Linked DNA regions of Homo sapiens: region 1 is linked to region 2. A link is a loop called in an ENCODE intact Hi-C map of the cell type or tissue named here. Cell type or tissue: GM12878. All regions are shown on one strand. Links, peaks and the distances in the headings refer to the core of each region. The heading gives the core; the rest is flanking DNA. Region 1 holds the start of DLG3 (discs large MAGUK scaffold protein 3). Region 2 overlaps DLG3 (discs large MAGUK scaffold protein 3).

Region 1 (14,924 bases), core at 6,356-14,355, 61 kb before region 2:
TTCGCTCCTCTGGGCTGCGCGCAGGGTCCAATTTCCGGCCCAGCCTTCCCTTGGAGGAGCAAGTTCCCCAATGTGTTTGCGGCTCGGGAGTCCCTGGGCTCCGCAGCTAAGGTGGCCAGTGCGGAGCTGACGGAGGATGAAGAGTCTAGTAGAAGAAGGGAGGGGCTAAGCCAAAAATGGGGACAAGAGGGGCTCTGTGGTGACCCCACAGTCTTCCGCCACACCCACATTCGACCTAGTTCGTATCTCCACACGGAGGGAAGTAGAACTAAGGAGTCGGCCAGGTAGGGAGGTCGGGTTCTCGGTTCCTCCTCTCTCGCCAGACTGGGACCTGGGGCAGCACTGGCATCCTCGGGACAAGACCCGCCCCCCACCCTCGGTTGCCGGGCAGCCGCGGGAACTACAATTCCCAGTGAGTCCCCGGCCATTTCCGGTATCTGGCTGGACGCAGGCGAGTTTGAATCCGTGTTCCCGCCCCCTTCTCCCGGGCCCACCCCTTTCCTTTCTGGCCGCCCCGCCCTCTCCGTGCGCATCCCTGCACACTCCGGCTCCGGAGGCCGGCCGCGCCCACGTACCTGACCTGCAGCTGGCGCGGTGGGCGGGGGTGCCAGCATGCGACGCACGGGGAGGCTGGAGGCGCGCGGAGAGCGAACGCCGCAATCCGGTCCTGGTCCTGGTCTTCCTGGGAGTCCACGCCGCTGTGTACCGGGCAGGTCTCTCCTACACTCTGCCTTTTCGAGCAGCATTTCCTTACTTTTCCTGGTTCCCGATCCATCCCCTCTCTTTCAGGCTGGCTACCAGCCTTAGCTCTAGGGCCCCCAGTCTGCCCGGTACTGCCGGGCTGTCACCTCTCAGCACGTACCTCCTCCCCCATCCCTACTTTTCTGTCCCTTCCCAATCGCCCAGTCTCTTCCTCCCCTCACCTCCCAACCTCACCCTGAAGACCTCCAGCAACTCCATCCCTGCAGCCCCAACCTCTCAGCTCTCACACTCTCAGCTGCGGCCCTCTAAACCCAGCGTCTGGCCCCCCAACCCAGCGCCAGCCTCTGACCCCTTTCTCCTAGCCCCTAGCCTTGGGTACGCAGCCTTGAGCCTGCCACCGGAAATCCTCACTCTCTTCCCAGGAGAACTGGACAGCTAAAGCGGTTTAACCTATAGGCCCTGGGCCCTGGGCTGGAGACTGACACTGACAAAAACTTAAGGGCGGAGGACCCGGGGGAGCTGCTCATTGGGGTTCGGATGTAGTTGCTCTTCGTTATTTTTAGCTGCTGACTCACAGCTCCTGGCATCCGGGTTTGGGGCTAGCAGGCTGGGCTAGGGGGCTATTAATAGAGCAGGAGCACAGCCCCGACCCAGTTCAGTTTGGAAACACAGAGAGCAAGAAGCGTCCCCTGCCACTATGCCCTGTGGAGATGTGGACTGAGCAGTGGCTGGGCCAGATGCTGTCTGGATGCTAGTTACCTCACCCTGGTATCTCTACCTTGGAACTCTTGAGGGAAACCCCACGAGGAGACTCCTGGGCACAGCTCTCCCCTAAGCTCGCCATGGCTTGGGGCTCTGCCACAATCAAGCTTCTGTTGTACTAGCCGAGAAGGCAGAGATGCGTCCCAAGTGGAAAGATTGTTTTGGTCATGGCCTTGGCCTGCCTGGACCCACTCCTGGGCCAGAATGCTAGGTTACTAGAAGGAAAAGCTATGGATTTCTGGTCCCCCACAGCCTTCATAAGGATGGAGTGCTTCAGCATGGTCCTAACACAGGGGGCACAGAGCTGGGGATCCCCAAACCAGACACAGAGCTCAGAAGCTGCCAGATTCTGTGCTTATCACACCCCCAACCCCGCCATTCTTTTTATTTCTTTCCATTTTGTTGAGCTCTGTCCCAACTCACAGGGATTTACAGACCTCATGATCTCTCCCTTGTCTGGAGAGAAACCGTATTCATGAAAGCCACTGCTTGTCCCCAATGAGGTATGAATGATCCTTTATATATTGTCATTCCCATTGACCTTTTTATTTTAATGGGCTAACGTAAGAGTTTCCTAATGTATACATTGGGAATCGTGAGGAAATCTTGATGGACTGATCAAAATTATTCCCACGCAAGCTCAATTTTCTAGAATTCCCATTGACTAAGGGTGCACACCCACAACAATGCTCCTCCCCTCCTTGCAAATCAGAAACTTCCACCTTCATCGACCCGAGTCTCCAGCCCCCAGATGAAACCACATTTGGGGCAAGAGTGATCGTTTCACCACGCACAATATGGAGGTCACTCAGTGAAGCTCTATTTTCAAGAATGAGCCCAGCTTATCAGACAGACAGCAGCAGACCGCGCGGTCCCAACCCCGTCTACTTGCTGAAGGAGCCGGAGTGGCGGTGGAAGGGGAGATAAATGGTCTCTCTGCTTGAAAATCCGTTCCTGAAGTCCTCCATCGCCTGGTTGCCTAGCAACCAGAGCTGCTTGCAGCGGTGTGGGGCGCTTTTGGTCCGTAGGGGGCGACTGTCTCCCTGGGGTCTCAGGCTGGAGCCCTAGCAGTTGGGAGGGAGGTTCCCTAGTTAAGTGTCACAGTGTCTCAGTGTGGCTGACCTCCTCCCAGCCTTGTCAACCCAGTCCGGTCTGAGCGGCAGGGAGCCTATGGAATGAGGAGAAGCCCACTATGAGTCTGAAGGGATTTTGCTCACAATCATTAAAAATGAAGAGAGAGAGGGTGGGAGGAAGGGAGGAAGGAACCTGTTAAAGGGGATAGGGCAAAAAAGGGGGTAAGGAAGGGGCCTGAGGAGGGTAGTTTGACCCTCTCCATTCAGTCGAGGCTTATCAATGCTTATTTTTCAATCAGAGCAGTTCAGAGGTTGAAAGGAGTCTAGCAATCTCTATTGACAAACTGTTAAGCATATAAAAGACTAGGCTCCTGGGTTACCAGCCTAGCCTAGATTTGGTCATTAAGGAAGATATTCATTCATTCATATGACCATAATTAACACTAACCCACTATGTACCACGTGGTGTGCTAAGTGTCCTACATTTAACCCTCACAAGAACACTGTGATTATTTCCTTTTCACAGATTACAATACCAAGTCTCAGAGAGGTTAAGTAATGTCCAGACTCACAAAAATAGTGACTGGATTGGGTCTGATTGAGCAATCACTGTGTGCCAAGTCTAGGAGTACAGAAAACAATACATTTCTTTTTTCTGTCTAATGAACGCCCAGTCACCCTTTGGGACAAAACTGAAAATATCATCTGCTTTGTGAAACTTTTCTTAAGTCCCCTTCCCCCCAACAAGCAGAACTGATAACTTGCTTTTCTGTACACCCTCCTGAAATACCACTTTTCACAGGTATGGTAATGATCTGCTTCCATATTTCCATTTCTTTCACTTTGAGCACCTTGGTGGCAGGGCCTGTGTTCATCTCCAATTGGACATCTAACAAACATCCCAAACTCAACATGTTCGTTTCTGAACAGCTGACCTTTTCCCCCAAAAATGACCCCTCCTAAAACTGTCCTCATCTCAGTTGATGGCAATTTCACATTTCCAGTTGTCCTGGCAAAAAATCCTTGGAACCACACCTTGTATCCAATCTGTCAGCAAATCCTGTCAGCTCTCCCTTCCAAATACACCCAGAATCCAACCACTTATCATCTCTGGTGCTACCACACTGGTCCAAGGCACAACCACCTCTCAGCTGGATCACTTCAGCAGCTGCCTGACTAGTCTCACTGCTTCCACCCTCGCCCCTGTGGCCTATTCTCTGCAAAGAAGCTATACCAATCCTGCTAAACCCAAGTCACGTCATGCCAGTTCTCTGCACGAAACCCTCCAATGGCACTCCATCTCTCTGAGAGGAAAGCCAAAATCTTTTCAGTGGTCTACAAGGTCCTACACAATCTAGTCCCTTATTCAATCTCTGATCTCGTCTCCTGGCGTTCTCCCCTCCCTTACTCTGTTAAAGCCACTTGATTCTCCTTGCTGTTCCTTGAGCAAGTCGGATGCACTCCTTACCAGGACCTTTGCACTCCTTACCAGGACCTTTGCACTGGCTTCCCCCTGCATGGCTCACTTCCTCACCTCCCTCAATTCTTTGCTGAAATGCCACGTTCTCAGTGAAGCCTACCCTGACCAACCTATTTAAGATTCCCTCTATTTTAATTTCCAGTTTACAGTAAATACAGGGTACAATAGTCCTCCTTTATCCATGGGGAATATGTTCCAAGACCCCCAGTGGATGCCTGAAACAGCAGATAGTACCAAACCCTATATATACTATATTATTCTGAAGTGATAACCAAGATGGCTACTAAGTGACTTATAGGTGGGTAGTGTATGCAGTGTGGATACACTGGACAAAGGGATGATTCACATCCTGGGCGGGATGGAGCAGGACAGCACAAGATTTCATTACATAACGGCATACTATTTAAAACTTATAAATTGTTTATTTCCGGAACTTTCCATTTAATATTTTCAGACTGCAGTTGACCATGGGTAACTGAAACTATGGCAAGTTAAAACCATGAATAAGAGGGAGAGTACTGTATAAAGGAACGAGATAAATGACACCATGAGGAAAAAGACAAATCCAAAACAATTGACTGGCACTCTTCAAAAACTCGATGTAGTTAATTTTTTAAAAAAGATGGAAGACTTCCAGTTATGGACCCAGTTAGAGTAGACACACTTCTCCCTATTCCTCACACTAAGTACAGCTAAAACTCTGGACATTATATATAAGACAAACATAAGAAGACTATGAAAGAAGAGGAAGGGGGCAGACTAACTAGGAACCCCAGTGACCTGAACTCGAGGTGATGAGTTCCCTGGGTTTTCTCGTTGTATCAAATATTCCAGATCAGGTACTGGAGAAGCCAGCAGCCTGGAAATGCCAATGGGCACAGACAAAAAAAATGCAAACACCAGTAACTGGCCTATTCTCTCTAGCCATAAGACCAGGAAATGGAATTTAGCCAGACAGAAAACTCTTAGACAATAACCACCACTGCAACCACACACCACAGAAAAAAAAAAAAAAAAAAAAAACTGCAGCTGCACCCAAGCCAGCAAAGGCCAAGTAGATAACCCAGATTTTCACTCTGGCCAGGCTCCCCCGTACTCTCTGGGGTAGTGTCAGAGAAGGCTGAGTAGAGAGCCTAAACTTCCATCCCTGAGGGGTAACAAGAACCCCTTCCTGTTGGGTGGTGTCAGTGTCAGAGAAGCCTGGTGGTGAGTCAGGACTTTTACCACAACATATCATTTGATGAGGCCATTAGCCTCCCTCTCCTCCCCTCCCAAAATCTCTCCACCTCCTGACTGTGGTGTTAGTGGAAGCCCACCTGGGGAACAGTAAAAAGGCACTTCTGCCCCTTCCAGCTAGAGAGGCATCAGTAGAGGCATAGTAGGGAGCTGGAATTTTTACCCCTGCACAGTAGAAAGGAGAAGCCTCCACCACACATACCAACCAAGACCAAGGAGGGAAATTGAACTTGAACCTCTACCCGGCAGTAACCAGGCAGTGGCCCTTTCCTCTGATGAAAATCGTGTCAGAAGAAGCCTACCAGAAACAAAAGATGTAAATGAAATCCAGAGTCTCATACTGTAATATCCAAAAATTCCCAGGATGCAATAAAAATCACTCTATATCTAAGCCCAGCACCTATAGTCCCAGTTATTCAGGAGGCTGAGTTGGGAGAATCACTTGAGCCCAGGAGTTCAAGGTCAGCTTGGGCAACATAGTGAGACCCTGTGTCCTTTTTTTTTTTTTTTTTTGAGACGGAGTCTTGCTCTGTCGCCCAGGCTGGAGTCAGTGGCGCAATATTGGCTCACCGCAACCTCCGCCTCCCGGGTTCAAGCGATTCTCCTGCCTCAGCCTGCTGAGTAGCTGGGACTACAGGCACCCGCCACCACGCCCAGGCAATTTTTGTATTTTTAGTAGAGACAGGTTTCACCATATTGACTAGGCTAGTCTCGAACTCCTGACCTTGTGATCCACCCGCCTCGGCCTCCCAAAGTGCTGGGATTACAGGTGTGAGCCACTGCGCCCAGCCGACCCTGTGTCTTAAAAAAAAAAAAAATTCACTCATTATACCAAGAACCAGGAGACCCTCAATTTGAATGAGAAAGAGAAAGATTTCAACTACCTGACAAAGATTCTAAAGTGGCCAACATTAAAAAAAATGCTTCTATGAGCAATCTATGAGCAATTACAAACAAGGTTAAAACGAATGTAAAAAATAGTAAGTCTTGGCAAAGAAATAAGAGATATAATGAAGAATCAAATAAAATTTTAGAACAAACTATAATAACCAAACTAAAAAACTCAGTAGATGAGCTCAAAAGGAGGATGGAGAGGACAGAGGAAAGAATCAGTGAACATAAAGATAGAACATTAGAAATTACCCAATCTGAACAACAATGAGAAAATAATAGACAAAAAATAAATGAACAGAGCTGGGCACAGTGGCTCACGCCTGTAATCCCAGCACTTTGGGAGGCTGAGGTGGGCAGATCACTTGAGCCCAGGAGTTCAAGACCAGCTTGGGCAACATGGCGAAACCCTGTCTCTATTAAAAATACAAAAATTAGCTGGATGTGGTGATGCACACCTGTAGTCCCAGCTACTCAGGGGGCTGAGGTGGGAGGATCACCTGAGCTTGGGAGATCGGGGCTGCAGTAAGCTGTGATTGTGCCACTACATTCTAGCTTGGGTGACAAAATGAAACAGAGTCTCAAAGAAAAAAAAATGAACAGAGCCTCAGGGATGCTTGGGACTATAACGAAGGACTTAACATTCACATAATTGGAGATGTGGAAGAAGAAGAGAAAGAGCATGGGGCTAAAAAAAATTACTCAAGAAATAATGGCTGAAAATTTGGCAAAAGACATAAATGAACAGGTTCAAGAGGTTGAACAAACCCCAAATAGGATAAACTCAAATTCACCCCAAGGCACATCATAATCAAACTTCTGAAAACTGAAGATGGGAAACTTGAAAGCAGCAAGAGAGAAACAACACCTTACCTACATAGGAAAAGGAATTCAAATGTGGCCAGGTACAGTGGCTAACACCTGTAATTCCAATACTTTGGGAGGCCAAGGTGGGAGGATAACCCAAGGCCAGGAGTTTGAGACCAGCCTGGGCAACATAATGAGACCTCGTCTCTACTAAAAATAAAAAAATTAACCAGGAGTGGTGTGCGCCTATAGTCCCACCTACTGAGGAGCCTGCTTGGGAGACTGAGGCAGGAGGATCACTTTGAGGCCAGGAGTTTCAAGGCTGCAGTGAACTATGGTCACACCACTGCACTCCAGCATGCTATATCTGGTGAAAATATCCTTCAGGAATGAGGGGGAAATCAAGACATTCTCAGACAAAGGAAAGCTAAGATAATTTGTTGCCAGCAGACAAAGAATGGCTAAAGGAAGTTATCAAAACTTACAGATGAATAATGGAACCATTTACATGTAATGAAACTTACATGTAAATGGTTCAGAAAAAGGGATAGATAGATAGATAGATAGATAGATAGATAGATAGAGCATTAACTGGGCATGGTGGCACACACCTGTGGTCCCAGCCACTTGTGAGGCTGAGGTGGGAGGATTGCTTGAGCCCGGGAGTTTGAGGTTGCAGTGAGCCATGATCACGCCACTGCACTCTAACCTGAGTGAGTGAGCAAGACCTACTCTTTAAAAAATATAGATAGATGGATAGATACATAGATACATAGACAGAGCAAATATAACAATCAAAACAAGTCAAATTGTCGACTTGATAAGGAAGGCATACAGTGGTGTCCATTGTACTACTCTTCCAATATTTTTGTATGTTTGTAAATTTTCATTTTTAAAACTGTTGGAGAGGATATGTGGAGGATAGATATATGATAAAGCAAGCATAGCAAAATGTTAATGAGAATCCTAGGCAGTGGGTAATTGGATGTTCACTGTAAAATTCTTTGAATTTTTCTGTATGTTTGAAAACTTTCATATTAAACTGTGGGGGCAAAAAACTTGAAAAAAAAATCACAACTTGGTATCCTCCCCTACCATTCCCAATCCATCTTACTGTGCTCTACTTTTTATTTTTTTCCATGGCACTTATCACCATATACACAGCAGGTGTATATGCTGAATAATGTTGTTTTCTTCAACATCATTTTGTTTTAACATTGATGAGGGGGAAAAAAAAACAACTAAAACGATTCCTGGCCAGAGCCACTGTCTGTGTGGAGTTTGCACACTCTCCCCATGTATGTGTGGGTTTTCTCGGGTATTCCAGGGTACTGCGCTTCCTCCCACATCCCAGTGCACGTTAGGTGAATTGGCGTGTCTAAATTGTCCCAGTGTGAGTGAGTGTGGGTGTGTATGTGAGCGCACCCTGTGATGGAATGGCATCCTGTCCAGGATTGGTTCCTGCCCTGTACCCTGAGCTGCTGTGATAGGCTGTGGCCACCCTTGACCCTGAACTGAAATAAGCAGATTGAAAAATGAATGAATGGATGGATGGATGGATGGATGGATGGATACAAAGTACTGTAAAATAAAAATTTGTCAAGTAGTTGATAATCATACAAATGCACAATAAACTATGAGGTAAGAAAGTGCTCATCGAGCTCACCATATTCGTGATTGTTTGCTTTTGAACTGCATGGTGGTAGGGAGGTGCTCCTTACAATTTTCGCTTTGCATACATTTATTCCTTGATTCAACCCACCACCACTTCCACTGCTGTCACTCACTGGTTCACCAAAGGTTAGGTAATTATTTACTTGTTTTCATTAATCTTTCTATATGTATGCATAGCTCATATTTATTTCAATGTTCAATATCAGAAGTGTTTTGGGTCTTTATTTGGAAGCTGGGTGATGTTTTGTGACCAGAAATATGCTGTAGGAACTTAGCTCTTGTTTATATTAATTAGCCTGTGGTAAAATTGGTTTTGTTATACGTTGTTTCACTTAGTCCCAGTTGCCAAGGACCTACCAATGATGTTAAATGAGGACCTACTGTACTACATAATTCACTTATTTATTGTGTTTATTTTTGTCTGTGTCCTCTCACTAGGAGGTAAGCTCCCCAAGGGCAGGGATTTGTTCTGTTTGTTCTGTTTTATTTTGTTTCCTGCTATATCCCCAAATCCTACAACAGTGTCTGGCACACAGCAAGTGTTCCACGCATATTTGTTGAATTAAGAATGAATCTCTGAGGGCCGGGCACAGTGGATCACACCTGCAATCCCAGCACTTTGGGAGGCCAAGGTGGGTGGATCACTTGACGTCGGGAGTTCGAGACCAGCCTGGCCAACGTGATGAAACCCCATCTCTACTAAGAAAATACAAAAATTAGCCGGGCGTGGTGGCAGGAGCCTGTAGTCCTAGCTACTAGGGAGACTGAGAGGCAGGAGAATCGTTTGAACCTGGGAAGCTGAGGTTGCAGTGAGCTGAGATCACGCCACTGCACTCCAGCCTGGGTGACAGAATGAGAATCCATCTCAAAAAAAAAAAAAAAAAAAAAAAAGAACCTCTGTATCCCTAATACCTAGGTCAAGGTCTTGCACAGAGCAGGTGCTCAATGAATATTTGCTGAATTGAACTGAGATGTAAATTCTGCAGGAGAACTTAGAATAGACCTGTCGTACTAGAGTGGTTCACAGCGTGGACTCTGGAGTCAAATAATCAGGATTTGCATCCTGATTCTGTCACTTCCAGCTGTGTTACCTAGCTGTGTTAACATCTTTGAGCCTCAATTTCTCATTGGTAAAATGAAGATAATAATAGCATCAGCTTGGTAGGATTTGGGTTTGCGTGTTATGCACTTAGGACTTTGTAAAGACCCAATAATTGGTAGCTAAAAACAAAACAAGAACTGCAAAAAAGATAGTCTTTCTTGTATGTCATCCTTCCTCCATTCCCCCGACAAGCTGAGCCAGGAGAGGGTAAGGAGATGTCCTTGGACAAGTATTCCTAAGCTCTATTCCAGACCCATAGAAGGGTTTCTCTCTCTTCAAATCCCTTCTTACCTTTTCACCTGTCCTGGACTTTCATCTTGATATCCTGAAGTTCCTTCCCCCATCATAACCATGCAGGGGTGGAGTGGAGGAGATAGGGGTTTGTGGGCCAGGGACAAGGACTTAGAGCTTTCTGTTAATCCCTGTTCTAGGGTTGAGTTCTTTACTGGTGATGGTAGAAGGTCAAGTGTGAGGTCACAGTAATTTCAGGGCCTAGAGACTGAGAGAACAATAGTCTTGTGTAGGAGGCATTGACAGGACAGCGGGCCTCATATGCTGCCTTCTTCTTTGGTCCCCTGTAAGAGAAAGCACCTCCCTCACCCTGCTCCAACGTCCTTTCTGTCCATCCTGCTACCTCGTCTTTACTTCTGGTGGCCCCAGCTCAGAGCAAGCCTGGGGACCCATTGAACATCTCCCTGCAACTCCCTCTTGGAAGTGGGGTGGGGTGGAGTGGGCAGAGGACAGGCTAAAACTGGCGATATAAGGGCACAAGATCGGGTGCCTGAGCTTTCTGGTGGCCCACGTCCTCTGCCCCCGCCCTTAGAGCCAACAGTTCCCTAGAGATTGGGGGAGCTGGGGCTGAGCCTGGGGGCGCCGCTGCCTCTGTTCCTTTAAGTAGCCGCTGTTTAGCATTCCTGCCGCCGCCGCTGCCGCTGCCGCTGCCTGCCTCTGCGCGCTGATTGGCTGGAATCAACTGAGAAGGGAGCCAGGGAGAGATGCTCTTGACTCCACTCAGATCCATCCTGGGGACCAGAGCAGAAGCGGTCCTCACAGCACCCATTCTCTGCTTGAGCTCCCGCTTCTTCTTTGCCGCTGGGCCTCGGCCCAGAAGCCACGACGGGCGACACGGAGCCGCCAGTGCTGGAGGGGGAGCCGTGGGTGCGGGGCAGCGTGGGGGCCGAGGCCCCGGGACGCCCGCCCGGCCCCAGGCCCCGCTCAGCCCGGGCGCCCCCACGGGTGCCCCCCCCTTCTTGGTCCGAGCAGTGTGAGTGTGCCAGGGAGCCCGGCGGCGGCGGCGGCGGTGGTGGCGGCGGTGGCGGCGGCGTGGAATCCGGCGTGGGCTGGGGGGTCCGAGCCGCGGGGGGCAGTGCCATGCACAAGCACCAGCACTGCTGTAAGTGCCCTGAGTGCTATGAGGTGACCCGCCTGGCCGCCCTGCGGCGCCTCGAGCCTCCGGGCTACGGCGACTGGCAAGTCCCCGACCCTTACGGGCCAGGTGGGGGCAACGGCGCCAGCGCGGGTTATGGGGGCTACAGCTCGCAGACCTTGCCCTCGCAGGCGGGGGCCACCCCCACCCCTCGCACCAAGGCCAAGCTCATCCCCACCGGCCGGGATGTGGGGCCGGTGCCTCCTAAGCCAGTCCCGGGCAAGAGCACCCCCAAACTCAACGGCAGCGGCCCCAGCTGGTGGCCAGAGTGCACCTGTACCAACCGGGACTGGTATGAGCAGGTATGGACCAGCGGAGGGGGGAGCGGTGGGGCAACCCAGGAGGGCTGGAGAGTGGGGGCCTAGAGGCCTGGGATGCAGTAGGGGTCGCTGGGGCTCCAAGCCTGTGGACCCCGAGCCCTAGCATTGCAGCTGGGCAAAGAGAGGCGGTGGGAAATGTGTGGTTCCCTGTGTGTGTCTGTTTGGGGGTCTCCATTAGAAGACTGGGAGGAGCCGTGTGTCAGGGGGTAAGGGCATGGCGGAGGGGCACATTTTCCTGTGTGGGGGAATTGGGTTTGTCTCAGTGTGGGGGTTTGGCAATGTCTCTGTGTCTGGCAGGGGGCGGGAGGTTCTGCGGGGGCTGTGTGTGGTGTGTGTCTCCACCGGAGGGGAGGGGAGGGGGCATGGTGCTCTGCGTAGGGGGGACATATGTGTGTGTATGTATGTTGGGGTGTGTGGAGGAAGGCAATGGAGCTGCCGTGAATCCGTGTGGAGGAGCCCATGTGCCCGGCTCGCTGAGCTTCATCCCTTGATGCCATGAGTCCCTCTCCGTCCCAGTCCCTTTGTGTGTGAATGTGCACATGGATGTGTGGAGATGTCACTCTGAATGTGGAGAGGTCTCTGTAGAGGAGGCTGCAGGGATGGCTGTGTTTGTGTGTGTGGCTACATGTATATGTGTGTGAGCATGTGGCTGCAAGAGTGTGCACGCGTGTGCCTGGTGTGTGTGTGTGAGTGTGTGTTTGTATGTGTTGTCTCTGGTGAGAGGCGCTTGACAGGCAAGGGAGGGGAGAGGAAGGAGGCGAGAGACATGTCCCAAGCAAGGCTGAGAGGCTGCTGAGAAGGACGGACTCTTTTGTCCAAGCAGCTCTGTAGTGTGTGTGCCGGGGTGGGGTGGCGGGGGGCGGGGGGAGATTTGAAGGAACTGAAGCAAGCCTCCTCGCTCTAGAGCAGGCATGGTGCCTGGAGCCGGCAAGGGGCAGCTGCCCTGGTGCAGAGACTGGCCCCAGTGGGGCATGTCCCCCTTGGGTACCTCCAGATGTGAGAGGGCTTAGCCCCCCAGCCCTGACTTGGCACAGCTTGGGAGCCCCTGGGTGCTGGGCACAACTCCGGCTTCCACTCCCAGCCTAAACTGCCAGCTTAGAAAATGGAAGGAGCATCTGTGGGAGAAGCAGCAAAATGGAGGCTGGGCTGGCAGAGCCAGGTCCCTGGCACGCAAGGCGGAGGGCCTGTCTGGTTATCCGGCTCTGCAGCTCCTAGGGTGGGGAGAGAGGAAGAGGAGGCTTTGCTGTCGAGGGCAGGTGATGACTTCCCCAAGCTGGTGACCGTTCTGGCTGCCTCTGTCCTCTGGGGATAGGATGTGCTCTCACTCAGAGGCAAAGGTGGGGACTTCCTGGGGAGAAGAGCCCTCAGTTCTGGCCTTCTGTCTGTCCACACTTACTGCTTTCCCACATCCCTTGCCTTGGCCTCTTGCCCTTTCCAGCGAGTCCCTCTCTCTCCTTTGCCCCCTCTCTGTCCTGGAGGCCTTTCTCTCGCAAACACCCTCTTATGCTTGTCCTGCCCGGCTGGGAGACAGGTGGCAATCCCAGGCTGGGCCAGTTGGCCAAGGTTTCTTTGCCAGGGCTGATCCCTGGATGGCTCCTGGCCCTGAGAACAAGGTCCTTGAGTAGGGGTGGGGGCTAGAGCGTGGACCACTGGGAACGGGAAGCCTCTGGGTACCACTGGGGCTGGGCTTGAGGCATGGCTTGTCACATGTGGGCACACATGGTACACCAAATGCACACAAGAGCCACATGGGTGTCCCTTTGCTTATGTGTCTGTTGCATGGTACTTAAGGCAGCTGTGTTGGTTTCGGGTCTCTAAGGAGCCTTCAGTTCTTCTTCCTGGGGTCACAGACCAGGGTAAGGCTGTAGCTGGAGTCCTCCCACCAACTCCCACAGCTGCAGAGCCAGCCCAGAAATGGTGGAGGCATGATGAGCTAGTCCTCTCTCCCTCTCCTCCTCTCTGCTTCTTGAAGCCAAAGCTGTGTGGGGTGGAGGTGGGACGGGGGAAGCACAGCAGGACATGTGGAGGAGCCCCCACCCTGGTTTCCAGCTCCCCACTTCTGAGGAGGAGGCTAGAGGTCAGGGAAGGGACAACATAGCCAGAGAAAGGTGGGGGAGGGGTGCCAGGGTACCTGGGGAGACAGGCAAGAGGGCTTCTCCATTCTTGGAGGTGAAAGTGGGAGCCAGCAGGCAGGTGCTGCTTGTATGTCCAGAATCACATTTTCACTTGACAAATAGATACACACATGTCCTGTCTGGGAGGCCATCTCTGTGGGTTGGCCAAATCACCCCTGTGTTTCTGACCCCTTCCCTTGCCTCTTCTTGCATGGCTACTACATATTGAAAACCATGGACTCTGCTGCCAATCAGCCTGTGGGTCACCAACTTCTCCCTCATGGGGAATCTTGTCTACCCTGCTCCAGTCCCACCCGTGGCTTTGTCTCTGACTCCTGACCAGATCCCACCCTCGCCCTTTCTGCTGGGAAAAACAAAGGGCTCAGAATCAAAAATCCTTTGGTAGAAAATGGATTAGGACTTTGACTCCTTCTGCCTATTTGAGGAATTGGGTTCCTGGAGTCCAAGAAAGAGGTATAGAGTGAAGACTCACGAGGTGCTCCAAAGTGGGGCAACTGTCCTTTTTCCCATGAGCTCTGCTGGGGTACGGGGATGAGTGACCAAAACATCAGTGGCCTTAAGAGCTTACTGTAATCAAAAGAACACCTGGATATCCTATTGCTCTGTCACTAATTCCCAGTGTGCCCTTAGGCACATCCCATGTCTTCTCTGGGCCTCCGTGTCACCTACTGTCACATAAAGGGGATAGGACAAGATGATGTCTGCTGTCCTTCCAGTTCGGACACAGTGGGAGTCTATGATCCCCCAGTCAGGGAGAACTGTGGTTCAGAAGGGGAAGGGTTATCTGTCTAGGCCACTGGGTATCCCCTATGGACACTGGGTGTGGCATGGTTTGCCTGCCATGCTCCATCTCTGCCATCCCCCTTAGGCCAGGCCTGCACCCCTCCTAGTGAACCCTGAGACACTGAAGCACAGCCTCTCGGTGAGTGCACCACTGGCTGGCTCAGTCTCAGACAATTGATCTGGGCTAAATGAGCAGCTTGGTTTGGGCTGATATGGTTGGAAGCAAAGCAGGGATTGGTGGGGTGAGTGAGGAGCGGCCTCTTCCAGGTCAGCCTGTCCTCATCTGTGGCCAAGAGGTGACCTGGGGTGCACTTGGGCTCTTCTACTCTGTGGGAGTAGGGGAGGAGGCAGGTTGACTAAGGGGCAGATGGCTGGAAGGGCAGGGGGCACTAAGGGAACTGCCTGTGTCTCCCCCTAGGTGAATGGCAGTGATGGCATGTTCAAATATGAGGAAATCGTACTTGAGAGGGTGAGTCTGCCAGTGGGGAAAAGCGGAAAGGGAAGGAGAGGGTTGGAGCCAGGATAAGGGAGAC
Region 2 (15,934 bases), core at 4,304-12,303:
CTCCTTATGGGTTGGGGTTCACCCCATGGATTAAAGGAGAGTATAAGCCCTATAGTGCTGGCCGGGACCTGACTTAAAAGCATCCCTGGCACTGGGAAGGGTAAACTGCCAAAGAGTAAATCCCTGCCATGGGTACTGTGGGCCATAGGTGCTGCCAGGTTTATAGATTTGCTCAGAGACCAAAAGAAAAATGGCTCCTCTAGGACACTGCCCTAAATCTGCCTTTCCAGGTCATTAGGACCTCTTTGCCTTTGGGGCCAGTTAAAGGATGAGGTAATTGCCAAGTTCTCCTTGGGAGATCCTGTGACCAGACCAGAGAAACCGTAATTCAAACCTCATGAACTTTGGGAGCACTGGTTTTTCAGGAGCTATGGTGGCTAGAAGCCTTGTAAAATCTGCCCAGGAATATTAGGCTCAGAAGAAGCCTTTTAGCAAGCATTGTGTGCCTTGATGCAAATATCACTGTTTTCCCTGGGACTGCCATCAGCCACTTTGGGACCTCCAGGCACCCAGCACCGAGTGGCTTGACGACTGTTTTAGGAAAACCTCAACATTGCTAGGCTCGACATGGGGCTCCACCAGGAAGAGACAGCAGGTTCAGCATTGCTCTTAAAGGGCACTGGGGACCTTAGCAGAGCCATGTGCCACTTTTCTGGATGCTGCTTCCAATGCAGGAGGTGGGTTGGTAGACCTTTAAAAGGGCAAAGTTAGGCTGCTTGGGGACCTGGGTGTGTGCCCTGACTCCCCTGCATGTTGATGAAGGGGACTCGGGCAAGCATCTCAACCAGTCAAAGTGTCCCTGTCATTCTTACCAGAGCAAGGGGGCTACTGCACACAGCTGACTTGTTACCTACAAGAAGAGTTCCTCACAAATTGGGGTGGTTTGGGGTGGAGGCTTCATGGCTTCTGGGCCTTGGCCCTTTGCCCAGTGATATTTCACTGAACAAGAGAACTGCTGACTCCTGTCTCAGAGCCAGTGAAGGGTTTCATGTGCTTTCTCACCAGCAGAAAACAGAAAGGATCACAGGTGGTGGCAAGGACCACCTGATAAGGCTGTGTCCTGGCAGGGGAGGGGTACGGGGAGTACTGTACAGAAGGAGGCAGATCATATGGTGCTAACCTATCTCTCTTTTTTGTTGCAGAAGGACAAGAGGATGCTATTTTGTCATATGAGCCAGTGACACGGCAAGAAAGTAAGCCTCCTCTGAGAGCCTTGTCTTCGTGCTGGTCTCCTGGTCGTGGGGCTCAATACAGTGGGTGGCTGTGGCAGCAGAGGGAGGGACCTGGAGGAGGAGGAAGGCTTGACTCATGGCACATCCAGCCCCTGGGCTCCTTCTTCTCTATGCTTCTTCCTAGTGTCATAGGGAAGGGGGTGCATCCAGTGTGCACTTCTCTCTGTGCCTTTGCCTGCTGCCAGGACACCTTCCAAAGGAGGGGGCAAATTTACAAGGAAAGTCTATTTCAGTAGATGTAGCCACTGCTAAAAGAGAGGTCCAGGTTCTTCCCTTCAGTGGCTGCTCTGCAAAAACCTTGCTCAGTTACTGGTGTCAGTGCAGAGATTTTTTCTGACTCTGTTAGAAGGGGAGCAGCTTCCGGTTTCAGACTTGCCTTGAACTTAGATATTCTCAAATTAAAGGCTCTTTGATGTCTTTCTGTTTAAAAGCCAGACAATGTCTGAGGATGCTTTACCCTGTCTGAGTCTCTGCTCCAGAGCCTCTGTGTTCTAGCCAGACTCAGGGGTAGGACAGGCTGTCTGGTGGGGGCCTCTGTTCACTGTCTCGATGCTCTCCCTCTCTAGTTCACTATGCAAGGCCTGTGATCATCCTGGGCCCAATGAAGGACCGAGTCAATGATGACCTGATCTCCGAATTTCCACATAAATTTGGATCCTGTGTGCCACGTAAGAGTCCAGGAAGGCCCAGAGGAGTGAGGCTTGGTGCCCTGGGAATTGTTGCTCTAATGTTTTATGGAAAAGGTCTGGGATCAGATTCTAGGGCTATTTGGGGACAGGGTACATTTGACACGCTGGAAAACAGTAGGTGGCAATATATTCCCCAAAAGCTGATGGGGTTGGAGAGATTAAGCCATCAGGCTTGGCTGCTCACTCTTGAGGGGAAGTTTCAGTGGTGATGGTTGAGAATGATTGGACAAATACGGAGGCCCAGCCAAAGTGGTGTTGATGTGACTCCATTAACAGTTTGTTAGGTTCACTGTCTCCTCTACCAAGTTTGGCACCCTCTGCCATGCTTTAGCTCAGGAAACCCCACCTTTCTAGTCCAGTTTAAGCTAAAGCAAATAGCCCCCTGTGTGAGACCTGGAGATTGGAAGAGAAGTAGGCCAGACAAACCGCTTCCCAACTGCTTGTTTTCTCCCACTTACTTGAAAAAAAAAATGGAGTGGCCCAGTGACCCACCCAGATGAGAATGGACCAGTCAGTATTTTTTGGTTTGGGGCGGATCACTGCCCCTGGGCCACAAAGCATTTCCTTTCTTCCTTCAGATACTACCCGGCCTCGACGTGATAATGAGGTGGATGGACAAGACTACCACTTTGTGGTGTCCCGAGAACAAATGGAGAAAGATATTCAGGACAACAAGTTCATCGAGGCGGGCCAATTTAATGATAACCTCTATGGGACCAGCATCCAGTCAGTGCGGGCAGTTGCAGAGAGGGTAAGTGTACAGGAGATGGCCTCAAAGGGGAGGCCAATGCTTATGCCAAGGTTCCACTTGGATCCTTATCCTTCCAACACAGGAGCTGCCCAACAGTGCTGCTGACCAAAGCCATAGCACATCTGCATACTCCCAGCGCCTTGACGAAGCTATCTGTCTCCTTCATACAACTCACCCCAGAGCATTACCCAACAGGGAATAGGGGGCCCTGGACAGATGTGGCCTTTTCTGGGTAATAGGAGCAAAAAGTAGGGCCTGTCTACTTCAGAGATCGAATTTCTTAGGCCACTTTGGGTGGCCCTCGTGCCCCTCCCCTCACCCCCACCCCCGGCCAAGGTGGATGTTTAGAATGTCACTGGATTTCTGCTTGGGACTTGGTGAATAGGGAGTGGCTGGGCTGTTACAATCTCTGCTTTTTCAGGGCAAGCACTGCATCTTAGATGTTTCCGGCAATGCTATCAAGAGACTGCAGCAAGCACAACTTTACCCCATTGCCATTTTCATCAAGCCCAAGTCCATTGAAGCCCTTATGTAAGTGTTGAACTGAGAACTCAGACACACCAAGCTAAGATCGGGTCTGGAAGGGAAATGGAGAAGAAAGTGATTTGCTGGGCAGAAACTTGAAAGAAACTCTGTGCCCCAGCTCTGGTCACTGGGCGCTCCTGTTTTGAGGGCTTGTGCATATGTTCATGGTTGGACTTTTGAACGCAGGTTTGAGGAGTTAGCTACGGGCCACTGCTGCTCTGAGAGGGCAGCTTAGCAGATTTTTAGGGATCCTGGAATAATCCTTTATGGTTAATCAGAACATAAGATCTGGTTCAGAACTATTTTTCTTCTGTCTTTGGCAGGGAAATGAACCGAAGGCAGACATATGAACAAGCAAATAAGATCTATGACAAAGCCATGAAACTGGAGCAGGAATTTGGAGAGTACTTTACAGGTAAGACTCCTGCTGCCCTGCGGGGGGTTCTGGGGAACTAGCCAGGTACCTGTTTCTATAAGTGTCTCAAAGAGGTGTAGACAGAATGTAGAAACCTTGCACGGAGTTTCCAGTTGCTTTTAAGTTTTTGAGCACAAACCTTTCCAAAGCACACAAGTTCCCCGTGTCCAGCCATAGCAGTTCAGCCAGTTTATAGCATAAACCACTCACCAAATGCTTCCTTGAATTGTTGGTTTGTTCATTTTGTCTTGTCCTTACTAGATTGTAGGCTCCCTGTATTACTCTGTCTCCCTCCGTTTCAGCTCCACTCCCCCTCCCCCAGTACTTTGCTTTGCATGTTTAGGTGCTGAATAAACGTTTGTTGATGATGATGATTCCTCGGTGTGCTGTTCAAGTTGTCTGTTGGGGTGTCTGTCTGTCTGTCTGTGTGTGTGTGTGTGTGTGTGTGTGTGTAAGGTCAGTTCCTGAAACATTGGGAAGGTTTCTATGTAATACGTTCTTCACCTTTTGAAGTACAGTGACATATATATACATAAATATATGCAAGGCAGTGCCGAATCCATTCTAGCTGGTGGTGACACTAGGTTAACTGTGTAAAGAATTCATAAATGTCCTCACACACCTTGGGTCTTCAGAGCTCCCTTTACCATCAGCATCCATGTCCTTGTTTGCTGGGCTGACCTCTGACATACAGCAGATGTGATGGGCCCAGGAGCGCTGCCTCTTGCCAGAAATTGTGGCTTTCAGTTCTTTCTGTGGAGAACTGCGATTTTCCAAATCTTTTAGTAAGGCTGCTTTAGAATAACAAGCTGCTGGCCTTATGGCACCCAAGAACAACATGAACTGCAAGGTCTGGCACATAGTGGGTGCTCAATAAACATCTTTTGAATAAACACATTTTTCTGGTCATTACTACTTAGTCTCACTGTCTCAGTGAGTTGACTTCAAGCCCTGGACTTGGGGTACCTTGTTGGTTGCCCTTACTGCCCTGAACACACAGGCAGCCAGCCAGTGAACCCAAGCCCAAACCCATACTCCTGGGAACATGTCCTTCATGTGAGGGGTGAGGGGGTGGAGGGGGGACTTGTAGGATTGTTGGGAGAGGCAGGATTGCTGGGTTTGGGGGATGTGCTATGGACCACAGTAATAATTTTGTTTTCCTCTTCACTTTAGCCATTGTACAGGGTGACTCACTGGAAGAGATTTATAACAAAATCAAACAAATCATTGAGGACCAGTCTGGGCACTACATTTGGGTCCCATCCCCTGAAAAACTCTGAAGAATCCCCTCCAACCATTCTCTTGTGAACAGAAGAAATCAAGTCCCTCTTCCCTCCTCCCTCTTCATTCCTGTCCCCATGGGGAGAACAAATGCTACTGTTCTTGTCCCCTTTTTTAGATATGTCAAAAAAAATTAAGTTTTCTAGTCCTGTTCTTTTTTTTTTTTTAAGTTTTTGTTTGTTTCAGTTTATTTTTTGGGATGATGCCATCTCATTCATCATGTGACTGTGCCCATTCCTGCATGGACCTTTCCCAAGCGCTAGCACAGGTGCAAAATCCATCAGAGCCATTGTTTTCATAAAAACCAAGCAGAAGTGAAGAGAAAAGAGGAGGACTGATGGAAAGACAGACTCTGGACAGCTGCACGGCTTGTGAAGTGAGCTAAATGCACCACATGATGAGATGCTCCTGGGCATTTCTCCCTATCTGTACTGCTGTCTTGCAGCTCTGAACGGTGCAACGTAATGGCGACAGAAAGTATCTTATTTATATATAGATATATATATGTAATTTATATAAAATATATAGAAATTATTATATATATATATTATACACTCTCATATAATATATATATATTCACACACATTTGGGTTAGAAAATCTATGGAGACTTCATCAATGGTACTATGTTATTAGAGAAATGCTTTAATTTTCATATTCCAATCAGATGGCATCTTCTATCCCAGCTGGTTGGGAAGGGATTGAAGATGGTAGCAAGTGCTGCACTAAGGGCACTCGCATTTGGTCATTCTCTTGAGAGCTAGGAGGGGTCAGCCTGAGGCCGGAGAGGAAGGGCTTTTGCCTGGGGTGAGAGGGTGAGAGACTTGACCTGAAAGCAGCTGCTGCCCCTGAGGTGCAGCCAGAGTCCTGTGTGCGGACAGAGAGAATGGCTAATGATGCTCCGCGTGGAATTGCCTATTGTTTTATGCCACCTGATGTGTCTGCATGAGAGGTTTCCTTTTTGTTCCTTTTTAAGCTGCTGTTAAACCAAAACCATGTTGTGCTACTGTGTCAGCCTTTTCATTATTGCAAATTTTACTTTTACTATTTAAGTGAATGCATAGAATCCAATTTGCCAAGGTTCTAAAGGCTTATGAGGTCCTGAAGGAGCCAGGCCTTGTGATGGAGTAGGTGACACAGGCCTGGTTGTCCTGTCAGCAGAAGGGAAAGCAGGGGCTGGGCTGAGAGGAGGACACGGAGGGCTCTGCTGAGGTTCCTTCCTGGGTTCCACCAACAGGGACAGGGAGTCACTTGCCTTCCAGTTCTGTGCTGGGATGGCGGGACAGCACTTGGCTTGCTTGGCCAGCTGCGTCATGAGTTTGATTTGGTTTTTTTTTTTTTGCAGCTGCTTCATATGCTCTGCTCCAGCCCCTCCCCAACAGCTGGTAGCTTATGGTTTCTTCAAGAGGAAAGTAGACTTTATGCTGTACATTTGAGCTGTAGAGCTAAGATTCGCTTACTGGTGAGCTGTGAAACCTTGTTGCTTTTTCCCAGAGTCTGATGGCAGTGACTGTGATCAAGGGAATCTTCACCGCCACAAGTGCAGGCAGCAGGTGTGGTTCAGGTCCCCCCCCACCCCACTGTGCTCCTTTGAAGCCAACGTGCCTCCCTCGCCTCCATACTGGAGGGACGACGCAGGGGAGAACAGAGAAGTGCTTGGCCCTAGGATTGAGGCACTTGTTTCCTAGCCCGCTGGGTTAGGGCTGGTGCAAGCGAGGCAATGTTGAGGATGCTTTAAGCACTACCAGCCGAATCCGGGAACTCTGTTAACAGTTGTCCAACCAGCAGAATGAGGCTAACTGTATAAAGCATGGGACCCAGGATGAGGATAAGGAAAGGACAGCGGCTTTCCCTGGGCAGTACAATGGCTTGAAGGCAAAAAGGGATAAAGTGACAGCCGACTGTGACTCTGGTGAGGAGGGGTGAGCAGGGAGGTTGATTCTCTGATGTTAACTAAGTGGCAAAGTCTCAACCGTGCTCAGCCCTCCCCCTCCCAGGGAAGAGAAACAAAGATTCAAAGTAAGCATGATACTAGTGGGTTTACCAGTGTTTCTTCCAAGGAGACATATATTTTTTAATAAACGATAGTTGCAATGAACTGTGGCTCAGAGACCTTCTTAAAGTAGTTGAGAAGGGAGGGCGTGGGCAAAGCAGTGGGAAGAACATCCCAAACTTTTGGGGGCCAGAGGGCTCTCTCCTTAGTGATGATCAGCTAGCCGAGCTGGGCCGTCCTGGGGATCGGTACAGCTCCCTGGGGTGGTGACAGGCCCTTTGTGAAAGTTGTGTGCTTGGTCTTCCACCCCAGCCCCAGACACTGCTTCAAATAGCACCAACCAGATGGGAGTCCACATCTGTGGTGGCAAAATGCTGACATTTTCCCAAGAGGTACACAAGGTGGGAGAGGCCTGCTGTAGCAGAGGTGTGTGTTAGAGAAAGCAGGGGCCTGATTTAGTAGCAGAGAACTGGGTGAGAAAAATGGCCAGAGAAAGTGACCTGCCAGCTACCAGTGTTTCCGAAAATGAGGGTGGGATGGGCCCATTTGCAGAGCAGGACAGCAGTCATCCCCATAGCCCTCTGAGGAGGGGAGGGATGCTTAGAGCAGGCAGTTCTGGCAGTTCTGACGTGGCAGGTGCCATTGCAACTTGTGCGGAGGAGTCTTAGGAAGTGCTGTCATAATTCATAAGGTCAAGAGCAACATCTGGATGAATGAGCCACCTGAAATGTGTGTGGGCTGAGCCACAGGAAGGGTGAGTCCTCTTGCTTGTGGTGCTTTATGGTGTGCAGGTTGCTTGCTTTCCCACATTCTCTCATTTGCTTGAAGGCAGCCTAACAAAAGGGAGTCCCCAAAGAGCTCCATGAGAGCTTAAGAAAATTCATCTCCTGAGGACAAAGAGAACAAAGATCTGTCCTGTGGTCACACTGTTGAGGCTCTGTCTTCACAGCTGATGTTCTCCTAGTGGAGGTACAGCTGAAGAACATTCAGCCCCAGCACGAGAAGATACAGAGCAACTTGGAAACCCCAAAGGGAGACACACCCTTAACACTGCCGTGCTGTGCTGTGCCGTGTCCTGAAGGAGGAGAGAGCCCTATCTCCTCCTGGTTTTGTTGCTGACATTGCAGCTGATCATGCCTTGACTCCTTCATCTCTAACAGAGGAAGAACTGTATTATCAAACCTTATGGTCTACCCATGAATAAATAAAATATTTGTTCAAGCACAAATGACCAGCTTTGTCTTAAGTCGAAAGTGCTTCTAGAAATCAGCTAATGAAAACAAAATCCTTACCTGCAGCAAGTGTGGAAGTCGAGTAGCTCAAGGGCGGAGCTAAGAAAGATGCAGAAGCAAGTGGGAGTTGAGCCGCAGGTTTGGGAGGAGCCTAGAGGGGAGGGGAAGTATCCTAAGCAGGCCAAGGCCAAGCAAAAAAGTGGGACTGAGAAGGGGTGCCAGCTCAAGCAGAAAAGCCAGCACTAAAGGCCAGTGGAGCCCTTTCTTCAGGGATAATCCTTGCTTAATACCAACCACTGCAATTAGGTGAGAAAGTGTTGAGAGAGCTGGTAATTTTCTCAAGGCAAGCTGACGAATTAGCACTGAAGTCAAAAGCGATCCTGGATGCCCGACAACCTCAACCTGGGCCTTGGAAGTGTTCATTCAGTCTCAGCATTCCCGAGTTTTGTATTTCATCCCTGTTCCCACCTAAGATTTCATGGCCTTGATTCCACTAGTCCTTTTATCCATCTCCAGCCATTTCCTTGGCACCTCTAGGACATTTTATCATCATTGCAAATAACACTCTGAAGCTCAGATTTGTTTCCTCAAAAGGTTCTTCCCCTGTCACTTCCAAGAAATAGTATTGGCTCCTGCATACCTCGGTTCCTCCCCAGTGAACAGGGTGTCGATACCTCATTGCTTTGCCAGAAAATAGCAAAGCTTCTTTAACAAGCCCCAGCTAGATTTTATCTGCAGAGCTGTTCCCATTGTGCACAATGTGATGCCCACTGGCTTCTTCCATGTTAGACCGAATGAACTACCCGTGTGGCCTTCCCTCCACCACCACTGGTAGTCTAAGCACACGTACCTAACACTTTGAAGAACTGGAAAGCGGGTGGTTTGAGAATGGGCTTCAGACCTGCGTTCTCCCAGTGAAGAGCATGTGTGAGAGGATACTCTGTTGTCTGGCCTTCCTGTCTGCCTATGGCCAGTCCTGCCCAGGCTGACAGAATCATCTGCCTCACATGCCCTACCCTTCCCATGGGTCCTGCCACCCACAGGGAGAAGTTGAAGTCCCAGCTCCTTAGCATAGCCCTTCCACCATCAGGCCCCAGGCTTTCTCTCCTGTCTCTTCTGCTGTGCCCCCTTCTGTTCTACGCATTTGAGTTCCCTGAATGCACCACAGCCCTGGGTCTTGGCTCATCCTTTTTCTGTATGCCCATAAATGCCCTTGCTGCTGCCCCATCTTGCTTAACCTGGAAGACTGTTTGAGAGACCGAGGGTAGGGGAGAGAGACAGAGAGACAGGGTCTCATCTGTCACCCAGGCTGGAGTGCAGTGGTGTGATCATAGCTCACTGCAGCCTCTCTACCTCCCAGGCTCAAGTGATTCTCCCATCTCAGCCTCACGAGTAGCTGGGACCCCAGGCGTGTGCCACCAGGCCCAGCTAATTTTTGCATTTTCTGTAGAAACGGAGTTTCACCATGTTGCCCAGGCTCGTCTCCAACTCCTGGGCGCAAGCAATCCCCCTACTGTCTCACCTTCCCAAAGTGCTGGCATTACAGGCGTGAGCCACTGCGCCTGGCCTCCTCTTAATATCTCGAGACTCAATTCAAGAATTCCCCTCTCAGTGCTCACTTTCCTGAACCACCACCTCTTCTTCCCTTTCACCCTGTAGGTAGAATTGACCTTCCCACCCTGAGTGCTGTCTTATACCCTGTAAGGACTTTGGTCATCACTATAGCAGCTCATATTTATTTCCTGCTTGCTATGTGCTGTACGCATACTAATTCACCTGTTGCTCAAAACAGCCCTAGAAGGCAGGTACTCTTTACTCTTTTTTTTCTTTTCTTTTTTTTTTTTTTTTTTTTTTTTTGAGATGGAGTCTCTGTTGCTCAGTCTGGACTACAGTGGCACTATCTCAGTTCGCTGCAACATCCGCCTCCCGGGTCCCAGCGATTCTTCTGACTCAGCCTCCTAAGTAGCTGGGATTACAGGCGCGTGCCACCACGCCTGGCTAATTTTTGTATTTTTAGTAGAGATGGAGTCTCTCCATGTTGGCCAGGCTGGTCTTGAACTCCTGGGCTCAAGTGATCCACCTGCCTCGGCCTCCCAAAGTGCTGGGGTTACAGGTGTGAGCCACCACGCCTGGCCCAGTTACTCTTATTATCCATGTTTTCCAGATGGGGAAACCAAGGCACACAGCTAATAAGTAGCAGAGCTATGAGCCCAAAACAGGCTGTCTGGCTGTAGCAGCTGTGCTCTTCAGCACACCAGGCCCAGGCTGCATCTCACTTTGCTCTGCTTAGAACATTTTCTTGCCCCATCTCTTTGCATCTGTCTTCCTCTCCTAGACTCCTCGTTGAGAGCAGAGACTATGTCCTGTTCACCTTTATACCCCCCGCACTTAGTACAGTATCTGGCACATAGTAGATGCTTGGTAAAAGAAAAGAGCTGCACTGGTCTTTGGCTCAAGCTTGGAGGGAAGTGATTTGACCAGGTCCAAACCTGTGGCGAGTGTGAATTATTTTGGTTTGTTTTATGGAGAGCTTCTTTTCTGAAGCCACTGCCGCTTCCTCTGGGATTTCACTCCATCATTATGACTCCTCTTTTTCATCTTCTTCATCCATTTCTGATCCTTTATTGCTCCTTCCCCTTCTTTTCACTCTACTGTCTTCTCACCCAGGGTTGAACCTTTTACCCGCTCTGCTCTCCTTTACTACCATCACTCGTTTATGCAACACAAGTTGATCAAGCATCTAGAAGCCCTCAAAGACCAGCCATTACCTTCCAAGCATGAAATTCCAAGACCCTAGACGGGAAAATGCCTTGCTCTCCCCGATGACTTCACTTCTCTCCCATCCTGCCCCACCCCTTCCATGGGCTCCTCCCACCTACAGCTCGGTTCCCTCTGCTCTCTTCCCCCACCCCTAAGTGCTGCCATTGCTCTAGTCACCCAGGTTTAAGCCCTGATCTCCCCACTCTGGTCATCATATCCGATCTCCTACCAAAATGTGTGGATTATTTGCAATGTCTTTTCAATCCAGTCCTTTGTTGTCATTATCACTGCCCCTACCCTTGTAGTGACAAGAGCTACTTCTTGGTGAGCACCTGCTGATAAGCATTGTGCGTGGTGCTGGAAAGACAATGGCAAATAAAGCCTGTTTTCAAGGGGCCCATCATCTAGTTGGGGGCGGGGGACAGCAAAGCAGGAAATGACTAAATACATAAGTACACATTTGAGTGAATGCCATGAAGGAAGTACATAGGATACAATGATAGAGGCTAATACTTAGAAAAGGTGCCCAGGGACAACTTCTCTGAGGAGATGAAATTCAGGTTGAAACCTGTGAGATAAGCAGGACCAGCCTGGTAGGGGAGGGGACGTGGGTGTTGGGGAGGGAAGTATTTCACACTCCACTGGCCCTAATCTGCTTGTCCAGCATTATCTCCTGATACTTCTCTACAAACCAATCTAGACTCTGAGTTTTTACCCATGAGCAAGACCTCTGTCTGGAGTGTTTTCAGTCCCCATCTCTTATTTAATGAAACCCTTCAAGCTCCAGCTCAAATGTCACCTTCCATGATCATGTCACTGATCATGGCAGAGGAGCTTCCCCTTCCCTCCTTTTGAACCGCTCTAGCAGTTGGTACTGAACACACTCTGTTCTTGCATGGTAGCAATTTGTCAATAATACACTCTCCAACCAGTCAAAAAGCTTCTAGAACGCTGGGGTTGTATCTAGTGTATCTTTCTATCCCTCACAGCACATGCCTTGAACATGATTGATACTCGATAAATGATTTGTGAATGAACTTCCCCTTTCTGAGCCTCACTATCTTACTCTAAAACATGAGGAAGTTAGACAAAGAATCTCCAAAGCCTCTCCCAGCTCCCACACTTAATGATCATGATAAAGTAGTAGAATTCTAAAGGGCATGTGCTATGCCGAATCCCTCACAAAAAGCCAGTTCACACTTTTTGTGAATTTGCAGTTAAAAAAACCAAATGGTGACACAGATGACATAAAAGGCTTAAACAGAGCTGTCAAAGAACATGGCGCTTGAGCACATTCGGTTTATACACAATCAGACACTACAGACGGACAGGCTTGGTGCCTGCTGTGAAGAAGCAAAGAACACCTGGGACATGCATGGACTGGGACCAGGGGAAATGGCTTTTTCCTAGCTGGGCAGAAGGGTCTCATTCCAGGACAGCAGGACAAAATAGACAACTTTGTGATAGAATCACTTCTTTCAGTCGGGCAAAGAAATGGTGCTAGGGAAATATGGGAATGGAGGTGCCAAAAGTACCACAAGATGGAACCCCTCCTAAGTAGAGTTGAAGTGCCCCCAGTGGCTCCTGCTGAGAGGCATTTGAGATGGGTGGGAGGGTGGTGTGGGGGCTGGGCACATGGGAGCATAGTCATAGGTGGGAGACATAACTAGGAGGTGTGGAAACTGCCCCTGTGCGCTGCAGAGTGGAGTAACCAGGTTTGTCTTTTAGTTGGAGCAATTGCTGGCTTTGTGGCTGTTAGAATCAGTGGAAGCTTTTCAACTATCATCTTTTCTTGAGGAAATAAAAAGGCTCGCAAACTAGGTTTGCAAACTGCCACCCTCTTCTGGCTTATCAGAGAGGTTGGGAGAAATGCAAAAAAAAGGATAAAAAAATAAGGAGGTAAAAGTAAACAGATCCTGCTGTTAAGTAGAGGAATGTCAAAGGAGGAAATGACAGACACATGCTTCAGGGTCTACTAGAGTTCACGTCACTAAGGGGTGAATTGGGTCATTCTACAGAAGAAATAATAAGAAGCAATAGAGGAGGTAAAGGGGAATAAAAACCAGAGTCAAGAATATGAGTAGAAGACAAAAAAAAAAGAGAGAGAGAAAACCCCTGCATGACTAGAGCTGCCCTATAATAATAGGCCGGAAGCCTTTCCAGGAGGCAGTAAATAGAGATCTGGAGAATGAGAGAATGAAGAGAGAAATGTCAAGATTTAGCGGTGGCAGGTGACCCTGCCAGACAGCAAGAGCAGAATAATGACAGTAAACATTAGAAAGCGCCTGTTCTGTGTCAGGTATTACTCGAAGAGCTTTGTGTGTATTTACTCACTTTCTCTTTACAAGTCTGTGAGGGTAGTTGTGGACATCTTATAGATGAGGAAACTGAGGTCTGCAGACATTTAATAACTTGCCCAAGGTCATATAACTCCCAAGTGGGAGAGCAAGGGTTTGAACCCAGACAATTTGGTTCCAGTGTGGGTGCCTGTACTCTGCTGACTTGCCTAGTTCTGCTGCTACTTTCCACCTTGTACTTCTTTGTTGTCTAGCTTCTGCTCTCTCACTACCCCACTGAAATTGTGCCTAAAAGTCAATATGACTTCCAAGTCACCAGATCTTTTTTTTTTTTTTTTTTGAGACAGTTTCTCACTCCATAACCCAGGCTGGAGTGCAGTGGCACGATCTTGGTTCACTGCAACCTCCACCTCCCGGGTTCAAGCGATTCTCCTGCCTCAGCCTCCCGAGTAGCTGGGATTACAGGCACCTGCCACTATGTTGGCCAGGCTGGTCTCGAACTCCTGACCTCAGGTGATCCACCTGCCTCAGCCTCCCAAAGTGTTGGGATTACAGGTGTGAAGCACTGCGCCCAGTCCCAAGTCACCAGATCTTATGCCTTCACAGACCTCATACCTACCATGCCGGGCTAACTTTTGTACTTTTAGTAGAGACGGTTTCACTGCAGTTGCCGCAATTCAATTCTTCATTACTTCCATTCATTCAACCAACACACAATTCAGCCTTTCTGTTATATTTGGCACTGTCAATTATTCTCTCCATGTGTCAGACCCTGTGGATACAATAGTGAGCAAAACAGATATGGCCTCTGCCCTTACAGAGTTTACTGTCTTGGAGCTAGTCTGATATTAAATAAATAATCACACAAACTGATAAGTGCTGTTAATGAAAATTGTGGACCTTTATAAAAGGGTGACATAGGGCCAGGCACAGTGGCTTATGCCTGTAATCCCAGCACTTTGGGAGGCCAAGGCGGGTGGATCACAAGGTCAGAAGTTCGAGACCAAATTGGCCAACATAGTGAAACCACATCTCTACTAAAAATACAAAAATTAGCCAGATGTGGTGGCAAATGCCTGTAGTCCCAGCTACTCGGGAGGCTGAGGCAGGAGAATCACCTGAACCTGGGAGGCAGAGGTTGCAGTGAGCCGAGACCGCACCATTGCACTCCAACCTGGGTGACAGACTGAGACTCCATCTCAAAAAAAAAAAAAAAAAAAAAAAAGAAAACAAAAGAAAAGAAGAAAGAAAAGAAAAGAAAAAAGGGCAACATAGGGAGATTATAGTGGCCTCCAAGTTAGTCTTCCTTCCTCTACCTTCTCCCTTCTCCAATCCGATTTACCCAGTGTTGCCCAGGTTAATACTCCTGGGGTCCATTTCTGACCCTGCCACTCCTAAGCTCAAACTCCTTCAGTGGTTTACACAATAAAGTCTAAACTCCTTAGGTAGATATTCCAGACCCTCCATAGTCTGCTTCCAACCTGCCTTTTTAACCTCTTCCCACTATTCCCCTTTAAGGACTCCATGCTGCAAATACACTGAACCCACTGCCCCTCACACAAAGCTATGCACCTTTGCCATGCTTTTCCTTTTGCCTGGAATACCTCTCCTTTCCTTCCTTATGTCCAAATCCTATACATCTTTAAAACCCAGTTCAACCTTCTCCACAAAGCATTTTCTTCTTCTTATTATTATTATTTAGAGATGGAGTGGCTGGAGTGCAGTGTCGCGATCTTGGCTCACTGCAAACTCCACCTCCTGAGTTCAAGCGATTCTGATGCCTCAGCCTCCCGAATAGCTGGGATTGTGGGTGCACACCACCACACCCGGCTAATTTTTGTATTTTTAGTAGCGACGGGGTTTCACCATGATGGCCAGGCTGGTCTTGAACTCCTGGCCTCAAGTGGTCCTCCTGCCTCAGCCTCCCAAAGTGCTGGGATTACAGGCATGAGCAGTGACTGGGTGCCCTGCCTGCAAAGCATTTCCTTATTCCCTCCTTTGGAATCTCAGTACTTTCCCCCCACTTTCATAGCACCCACCCTCTATCTTTAATATTGTAATCATTCTAATACAATAAATGGAAGCCTAACCCCTTCCCCTATCAGACTATAAGCTCATTGAGGATCTAAACCACAGTTATTCACTGGATGAATGGACAGATGAATGAATGAATGAATGAATGAAGTTGGTGACTTCCTGATTGATGATATGGAGGGAGCTGTAAATATGCAGACATAACATGACTATCGCCTTTGATCATGTATTTTCATTGCCATTTAACAAAGAGCTGTGGGAAACCCATCAAGTCAAACAAATGCTGCCCATCTCCACCTTCCTCCACCTCTTATTCTAGCAGTTGTCCCTCTTGTAGGGATGAGTGGCTACACCAAAGGGGACATGGAAATGATCTTCAAGGACTATAAAGTTGTGGGCAGAAAATTCAAGGACTTGGGGGACCAGGTGGTTTTGTTTTCCTCTTACACAAGAAAATTGGTACTTTGGAATAAAAAAGAATATATAGGCTGGGCATGATGGCTCACGCCTGTAATCCCAGCACTTTTGGAGGCCAAGATGGGTGGATCACCTGAGGTCGGGAGTTCAAGACCAGCCTGGCCAACATGGAGAAACCCCGTCTCTACTAAAAATACAGAATTAGCCAGGCGTGGTGGGGGGTGCCTGTAATCCCAGCTACTCAGGAGGCTGATGCAGGAGAATTGCTTGAACCTGGGAGGCGGAGGTTGCAGTGAGCAGAGATTGTGC

Evidence for each region. Hi-C counts contacts between places; a loop is a spot of excess contacts. Peaks named below come from ENCODE experiments on the same cell type or tissue, not always from the same donor. Only the 100,000 strongest peaks of a DNase experiment are listed, where the experiment ranks them.
Region 1: it touches region 2 in a loop (3-fold over the local background); 5 of 110 quality-filtered maps call a loop at or near these places.

What each region holds. Positions count from the first base shown.
Region 1 is chrX:70,434,104-70,449,027 of GRCh38, forward strand. It overlaps DLG3 (discs large MAGUK scaffold protein 3), which reads left to right and starts at 10,732. Exons shown (of 19, transcript NM_021120.4): 1 at 10,732-11,455; 2 at 14,810-14,860. The coding sequence starts at 11,099. It overlaps LOC105373244 (a long non-coding RNA gene), which reads right to left and starts at 1,190. Exons shown (of 3, transcript NR_171576.1): 1 at 576-1,190; 2 at 1-145. RefSeq lists enhancers at 139-248, 1,109-1,208, 1,229-1,308, 1,296-1,796, 10,250-11,036 and a silencer at 399-648. In GM12878, for the core only: no CTCF peak of the experiment used is centred there; no DNase peak of the experiment used is centred there; H3K27me3 peaks cover 275 bases.
Region 2 is chrX:70,497,378-70,513,311 of GRCh38, forward strand. DLG3 (discs large MAGUK scaffold protein 3) reads left to right here. Exons shown (of 19, transcript NM_021120.4): 14 at 1,143-1,193; 15 at 1,799-1,900; 16 at 2,500-2,672; 17 at 3,094-3,203; 18 at 3,521-3,612; 19 at 4,786-8,113. The coding sequence ends at 4,892. It also overlaps a transcript of TEX11 not described here. Among named protein-coding and RNA genes, the nearest start is that of DLG3-AS1, 49 kb to the left of the region's middle. RefSeq lists an enhancer at 10,919-11,481. In GM12878, for the core only: no CTCF peak of the experiment used is centred there; no DNase peak of the experiment used is centred there.